Linked DNA regions of Mus musculus: region 2 is linked to region 1. A link is a loop called in an ENCODE intact Hi-C map of the cell type or tissue named here. Cell type or tissue: heart. All regions are shown on one strand. Links, peaks and the distances in the headings refer to the core of each region. The heading gives the core; the rest is flanking DNA.

Region 1 (2,906 bases), core at 234-2,733:
ACTCTGCAGCGGAAACAATCCCCAGGGTGGGTGCACGGAGCACCCTCTGCCCATCTACACGTCTCCCAAGAACCACACATATTTTCCTTCTGAGCTGGCTCCAGCCTATGTGTCAATGTGTCCGCCTGAGGCTAAACTTTCCTTAATGACTGGGTGAGGCACTGGCTGGGCTCCTTCAGCCACCGGAGGAGGGACCATCCCTGTTGGGTGCCTCTAGCTGCCAGGAGAGGCTTGGCTGCCAGAATGTGCCGGTAAAGACACCCCAGGGTCTAAAGCCAGCACTGTTTAGCTTGATGGCGTGGTACAAAGAAACACAGGTGGGGAAACTGAGTCATAGTCCAAACCTCTTCCTCCTAAATGATCTTATTCTTGGGCACCAAGAGACAAGAGGTGGGGCTGAAGAGAAGAGATGCCTCACAGTTGCCAGAGCCAGAGGCTGTGGTAACTAACTTATGGCTAATTAATTTGGTGCTCTAGATTGTTAACTGACTGTAGTCCCTTATGAGCCTGAGCCTCAGTGTCCTCATCAGGGAATGGATGAGGTAACAGAGCTCCCTAACAGCGATGAATATGAGGTGAACTTGACAATGCAGGTAGCTGCTGGCATCGAGGAGGGAATGCAAGTCCTCTGAATGCCAGGGGAGGTCTGAAGCACTCGCAGAAGGAATGTGCTCTGCAGACTGATGGCAGCCGGATGGGGATGTGAGTCAACCAAGCCAGAAGTTCAATCTGGAAAGTTTAAATGTGATCTGCCCCGTCTTCTACTGGCTGTGACCTTGAAACTGCCTCAGTTTCCTCATCTGCCAATGGATGTTAAGAGAGAAATCATCGGTCTCTGATTGGTGGGCTACAAGCCTATGTCTGGAATCTTCAGGCCATAATTAGTGACCCCTGCCCCAGCCCTCCCCGACCCCTCGCGGCCGCCACTGCCAACACCAGCACAAACAAACGAGCAAAGCTTCACTGGGACCAAGGCAGGCCCTCGCCAGGCCAAGACCTTAGCGGGTCATGCAGAGGCAAGGGGGGACCACAGGTTCAGCAGAGAAGTATGGGGTATGGAGAGAAAGGAGAAAGCAAGAGAAAGGAAAGTCAATAAAATGAGCTAGAATGTCTGGTGGAAGGAGAAGACAAGAAGCGGGGCAGCAGGGAGGGCTGAGGGGCAGAGCGTGGGACGTCAGAGGTAAAGAGCCAAAGAGCAGGCAAGTTCAACTCCTAAACTGAGGACGAGTCGCGACAGGTTTGGGAACTGACACGGTCCATCCCGCCCCGGACGCCGGCCTGAGGGTCCAGCGATCACTCACCGCGCAGTGGCAGAGGTGGCAGCGGCAGCAGATGCAGCGCTCCGGGCGGGCCCGGCCATCCAGCTGCAGTGTCGCGCCCCGCCCCGCTCTGCCTCGCCCGGCCCCACCACTAGGCCCCCAGCCCGGAGCCACCCCCGGCGTGCAGCCACGTCACACGGGACAGTCCGGAACCCGACGCGCGCGGCTCCGGGGGGCTAGACGGAGCGACGGCGGGGGAGGCGCTTCCGCCTCATACCATGGGGGACCCGCGCGGTCAGCGCACTTCCGCTCGGGGCGGATTCTGGGGCTGCGGGGAGAGTAGGACGGAAGTGGGTACCCTCGTGGGCATCGCGTTTAGCCAAGTTAAGCTAGGGTGAGGGCGGCACCCACGCGGGAACCGGGATCAACAGGGCGGCGGGGCTTCAGTGTGGCGTCCTTCTGAGGATGCAGTTCCAGCAGTGGCCACACGGGGGCGCGCACGGCTGCCAAACCGCTCCGTCCCGGGACGAGAGCAGGGCTATGGCTCTCTGAGTCAGCAGGCCTGGCTCCTCCATGAGCTAGGGAAAGGGGAAGTGCCTGCCGCAAGGAGGGGCCTGGCTCTGGGTACCTCAGAAGAGGGAATTTTATTCTTACTCATCGAATTATTTTTATGCTTTGGTTTTTCACTTGGAACCTCAGGCCACCGTCTCCAGGACTGTAACCCTTTGAAGTCCAGTACACGTTTCTAGAGCCTGTGCCCTGGAATTTCAAGCCAGGATACAACAAAGGACTTGGTGTTCTCTTACCCTGACAAAGCTGTACCTGAACTCTTAGACCGAAGGAGCAGTTAGTGGCAATAACAATGGCTACAGTTCTCTGATCTAGGGTAGCCCTTTACTGACCATTTACTCAGTAATCAGTGTTAACTTTACCAAATCGTTTTTATCTTTCAGGTGGGTACTGACTGTTGACCTAGGGTCAGACATATGTCACACATATGGCAGAGGCGGAATTCAACTTGGATGTACCTCTCCCTAGGGCGTGCGATGGCCACCTCATGTCTAAGCTGGAGCTAAGGTGTGGATGTGGCCTAACACCCCCCACTCCTTTGCGATCCGATACATGTTTGCATCCTTCTCTGGGAATCAGCCAGTAACTGACATGGAAGACATTCAGCAGAGGCCGAATGAGTGCTCCCCTGGGCTGGCTGTGACAGAGTGAGGGGCTCATTAGTCCTCACCTACCATTGCGGCTCTCTATGGTCCCTTGTTCCTTCTGGGCGCTCCGAGAGCAGACCGAACTCACACATCACAGTTGATGCCCTACCTCACAGTGTGTGTTTGTGTGTGTGGTTGTTGTTGTTGTTGTCGTTTTACTTTGAGATTGGTTCTATGTAGCCCTAACCCCCTGCCTGTTCTGGAACTTTCTATGTAGATGTGGCTGACTTTGAACCTACAGAGATCTGCCTACTTCTACCTCCTCAGTGCTAGAATTAAATACGTGTGCCACCACTCTTGGTTTATTTATTTATATATTTTTGACATAAGGTCTCATGTAGACTACCCCTAAACTTATTATATAGCAGAGAATGACCTGGAACCTGTGGACTGCCTGGATAGATGTGCCCTCCTACATCCAGTTTATGCA
Region 2 (2,906 bases), core at 276-2,775, 320 kb before region 1:
CGAACTCAGAAATCCTCCTGCCTCTTATACTCCCTCTTTAACATCCATTCTCATACATCTTCCCCAGATTTCTCCTTGTATTATTATTATTTTATTAATTTATTGTTATTATTGTTATCTTTGAGACAAGATCTCACTTTGTAAGCTCTGGTAATATGCATACCTGGCTAGACTCACTTGAAATCTTCCTACCTCTGTCTCCACTGAAATTATAGACATGAACCATGACAACTACTTCCAGTGTTATTAGAACACTTCAGTAGCTCTCCAGGAGTACAGTGCACCATCTTTAGGCATTATTTCTCATCTTCTGGCCTGCTGTCATTAGTCTAGAAGCAATCAGGGATGGGTGGAAGGAGTGGGTCCTGGAGAAAATCAGCATTATCTTGCGTGGTAACTATCTCTGGGGAGAACATTAATGACTCAGGATGTCACCTGACTCTAGGAATGGGGAACAAGGAAGACTCAAAATGTAAAGAGCTCAGCCTCAAGGTGGAGGAGTTGGAGGTAGGGCAAAAAAGTAGTGTTTACAGAAGTAGGATGAGGTAAGGCTTCGGTATCCCATATGAACAGTTTGACTGTTTCCAAGGTCCAGTCATTTTCCCTACTAATCACGTCGTATTTCGTTTTAAAGAGCCTACTGGGGCTGGAGAAATGGCTCAGCGGTTAAGAGCACTGACTGCTCTTCCAAAGGTCCTGAGTTCAAATCCGAGCAACTACATGGTGGCTCACAACCATCTGTAATGAGATCTGATACCCTCTTGTGTATCACAGCTACAGTTTACTTACATTTAATAAATAAATAAACCTTTGGGTTGGGGCGAGCGGGGCTGGAGCAAGAAAGTGGGGAGAGAGCCTACCGTAAACCCATCACTTGGGAAGCAGAGGCAGGCGGATTTCTGAGTTCCAGGCCAGCCTGGTCTACAAAGTGAGTTCCAGGACAACCAGGGCTACACAGAGAAACCCTGTCTCGAAAATCAAAAACAAAACCAAAACAAAACAGAAAAAGCCTACCGATGTATAAACACCCAGCATCATCATTGTTTAATACTATACCCCAAAGAAGCTACAATAACCAAGAGAACTTGCAGAAGGGTGCAATGTATCTTTATCTTCCTCAAAGACAAACAGCAATAAGCAGCTGAAAATAGCTACAAGATGGCGGACAAAGCCCTAAAGAAAAGACTTGGCTAACAGCGCATGGTGCAACCCCAGTCTAAGGAAGTCGCACACACCGCGGGCCCTTCCGCACTATTGGCGCGAAGTCCTGTCTTTTCCCTTTGCTATTGGCTACCGAGTCCGTCTCAAGTCAAAACAGCCAATCGCCTTTTCCCTGAACAAAGCCCACCCACCATGGATGGAGCGGAACGTGCGTAAAAGCACCGGGGCGCAGGCCGCATGCGCAAGTGCACCGCGCCGGTTAAAAGCGGATCTCCTCGGGAGGCGGTGCCACGGTTCATGAATATTGATTACGCACCGGGGCGCTGTGCGCCCGCCCCACTAATCTGCCGTCGTTCGCTGCTCGCGCTCCGGCTCATGATGGGGAAGAAGTCCCGGGCGGTACCCGGCCGCAGGCCTATCCTGCAGCTCTCTCCACCGGGTCCTCGGAGCAGCACCCCGGGCCGGGATCCCGACCCCGATCCGGATCCCGAGGCAGATTCGACTGCGGCGGCGACAAGCCAGTCAGCGCCGGCAGCAGCGACGGCGGCGGCCGCGACGTCGCCCGCGGTGCCTGCCTCCGCTGCCCCAGAGGACTCGCCTTCAGAAGGTAAGGGCGCGCGAGAGGAGCCCTGCTTTTATTTGGGACGTCTGAAACTCGAGCACGGGGCTTGCGGCCTAGGTTCCCGGGTGTCTCTTCGGACCCGGTGAAGAAGAGAAACCCTGGCGGGCGAGGTACACCTCGGCTGCCAGCGATCTGGGGCCCGCGGGACGGCGGTCGGGGACTCTGGGAGGCGGAAGGCCGGGCCCGGACTCATCTGAGGCGCCTTTGCGGTGCAGGGGTTTCTCCCCGGAACCTGTGCCGTCCACCGAGGCTTGGGACCCCAAATGTCTCCTAGATGACTCCCTTCGATCTTAATAACGCAGAAGGTGGAGGGCAATTTCCACGTGCGAGCCTTGAGGCGGTTGAACCTGGCCTTCTCTACTTGTCACGCTTGGTTTCGTTTTTGTTGAAATGGAGACACCACTCTTTAGAAGTGAACAAACCCATATTTTTTTCTTATGCTAGACAAAGCATCGGTAACCCCAGACTTAAGGGAAAGTGACAAAACCTGTGTGTGGGCTTTTCTGGAATTGTGTTTGGGTTTAGGGTAACAATTGCATGGAGTAGATGCCGGAGAAGCTATACTGTATCAAACATTAAGAATCAGATTAATAGGATGTACATAACGTGTGGAAACGTGCAGAAGTATTTATGCATGTTAATTGTTAAGTATTGCAGGTGCCATTTTCATAGTGTTCACGTTCTTACTGTCGCTACCACTAAATGAATGGAAGGGTAGATCAGCTTGTTTTTTGTCTTCTTAGTTTGCATCAGTGATACACGCTGGTTTTATAAGTTGATTCAGGCTGAAGGTCAAGCTTTGGACCCTGGCCCACTGACTGACTGCAGCTTCCTTTTGTGCATTCCAAATACAGATGAACAAGAAGTGGTGGTGGAGGTCCCCAACGTTGTTCAGAACCCTCCAACACCAGTCATGACCACCAGACCGACAGCCGTCAAGGCAACAGGTAGAGATTTTTGTTGTTGTTTTTGCCTTTCCCTTAAAATATCTTTTATTAAGTTGAAAGATAAAAGTGTGCAGCTGGGTTGTTGGATGGTTAAATGTTGCTAATTTATTATTTCTCATAAAAAGTCGTTGAAGCTTTTCTAGGATTGGGGTTGCATATCAGTGGTGAGATGCAAA

The links. Hi-C counts contacts between places; a loop is a spot of excess contacts. Peaks named below come from ENCODE experiments on the same cell type or tissue, not always from the same donor. Only the 100,000 strongest peaks of a DNase experiment are listed, where the experiment ranks them.
Region 2: it touches region 1 in a loop (2.3-fold over the local background); 1 of 42 quality-filtered maps calls a loop at or near these places.

Annotation. Positions count from the first base shown.
Region 1 is chr2:91,068,854-91,071,759 of GRCm38, forward strand. Slc39a13 (solute carrier family 39 (metal ion transporter), member 13) reads right to left here and starts at 1,462. Exons shown (of 10, transcript NM_026721.3): 1 at 1,302-1,462. It overlaps Gm39874 (predicted gene, 39874), which reads left to right and starts at 1,498. Exons shown (of 2, transcript NR_166131.1): 1 at 1,498-1,653; 2 at 2,213-2,770. In heart, for the core only: a CTCF peak has its summit at 1,722 (motif pointing right); DNase peaks (open chromatin) are centred at 978, 1,618 and 2,448; H3K4me3 peaks cover 2,363 bases; H3K27ac peaks cover 2,302 bases.
Region 2 is chr2:90,744,059-90,746,964 of GRCm38, forward strand. It overlaps Fnbp4 (formin binding protein 4), which reads left to right and starts at 1,500. Exons shown (of 17, transcript NM_018828.3): 1 at 1,500-1,768; 2 at 2,638-2,730. The coding sequence starts at 1,540. In heart, for the core only: CTCF peaks have their summits at 1,506 and 1,710; a DNase peak (open chromatin) is centred at 1,333; H3K4me3 peaks cover 2,405 bases; H3K27ac peaks cover 2,500 bases.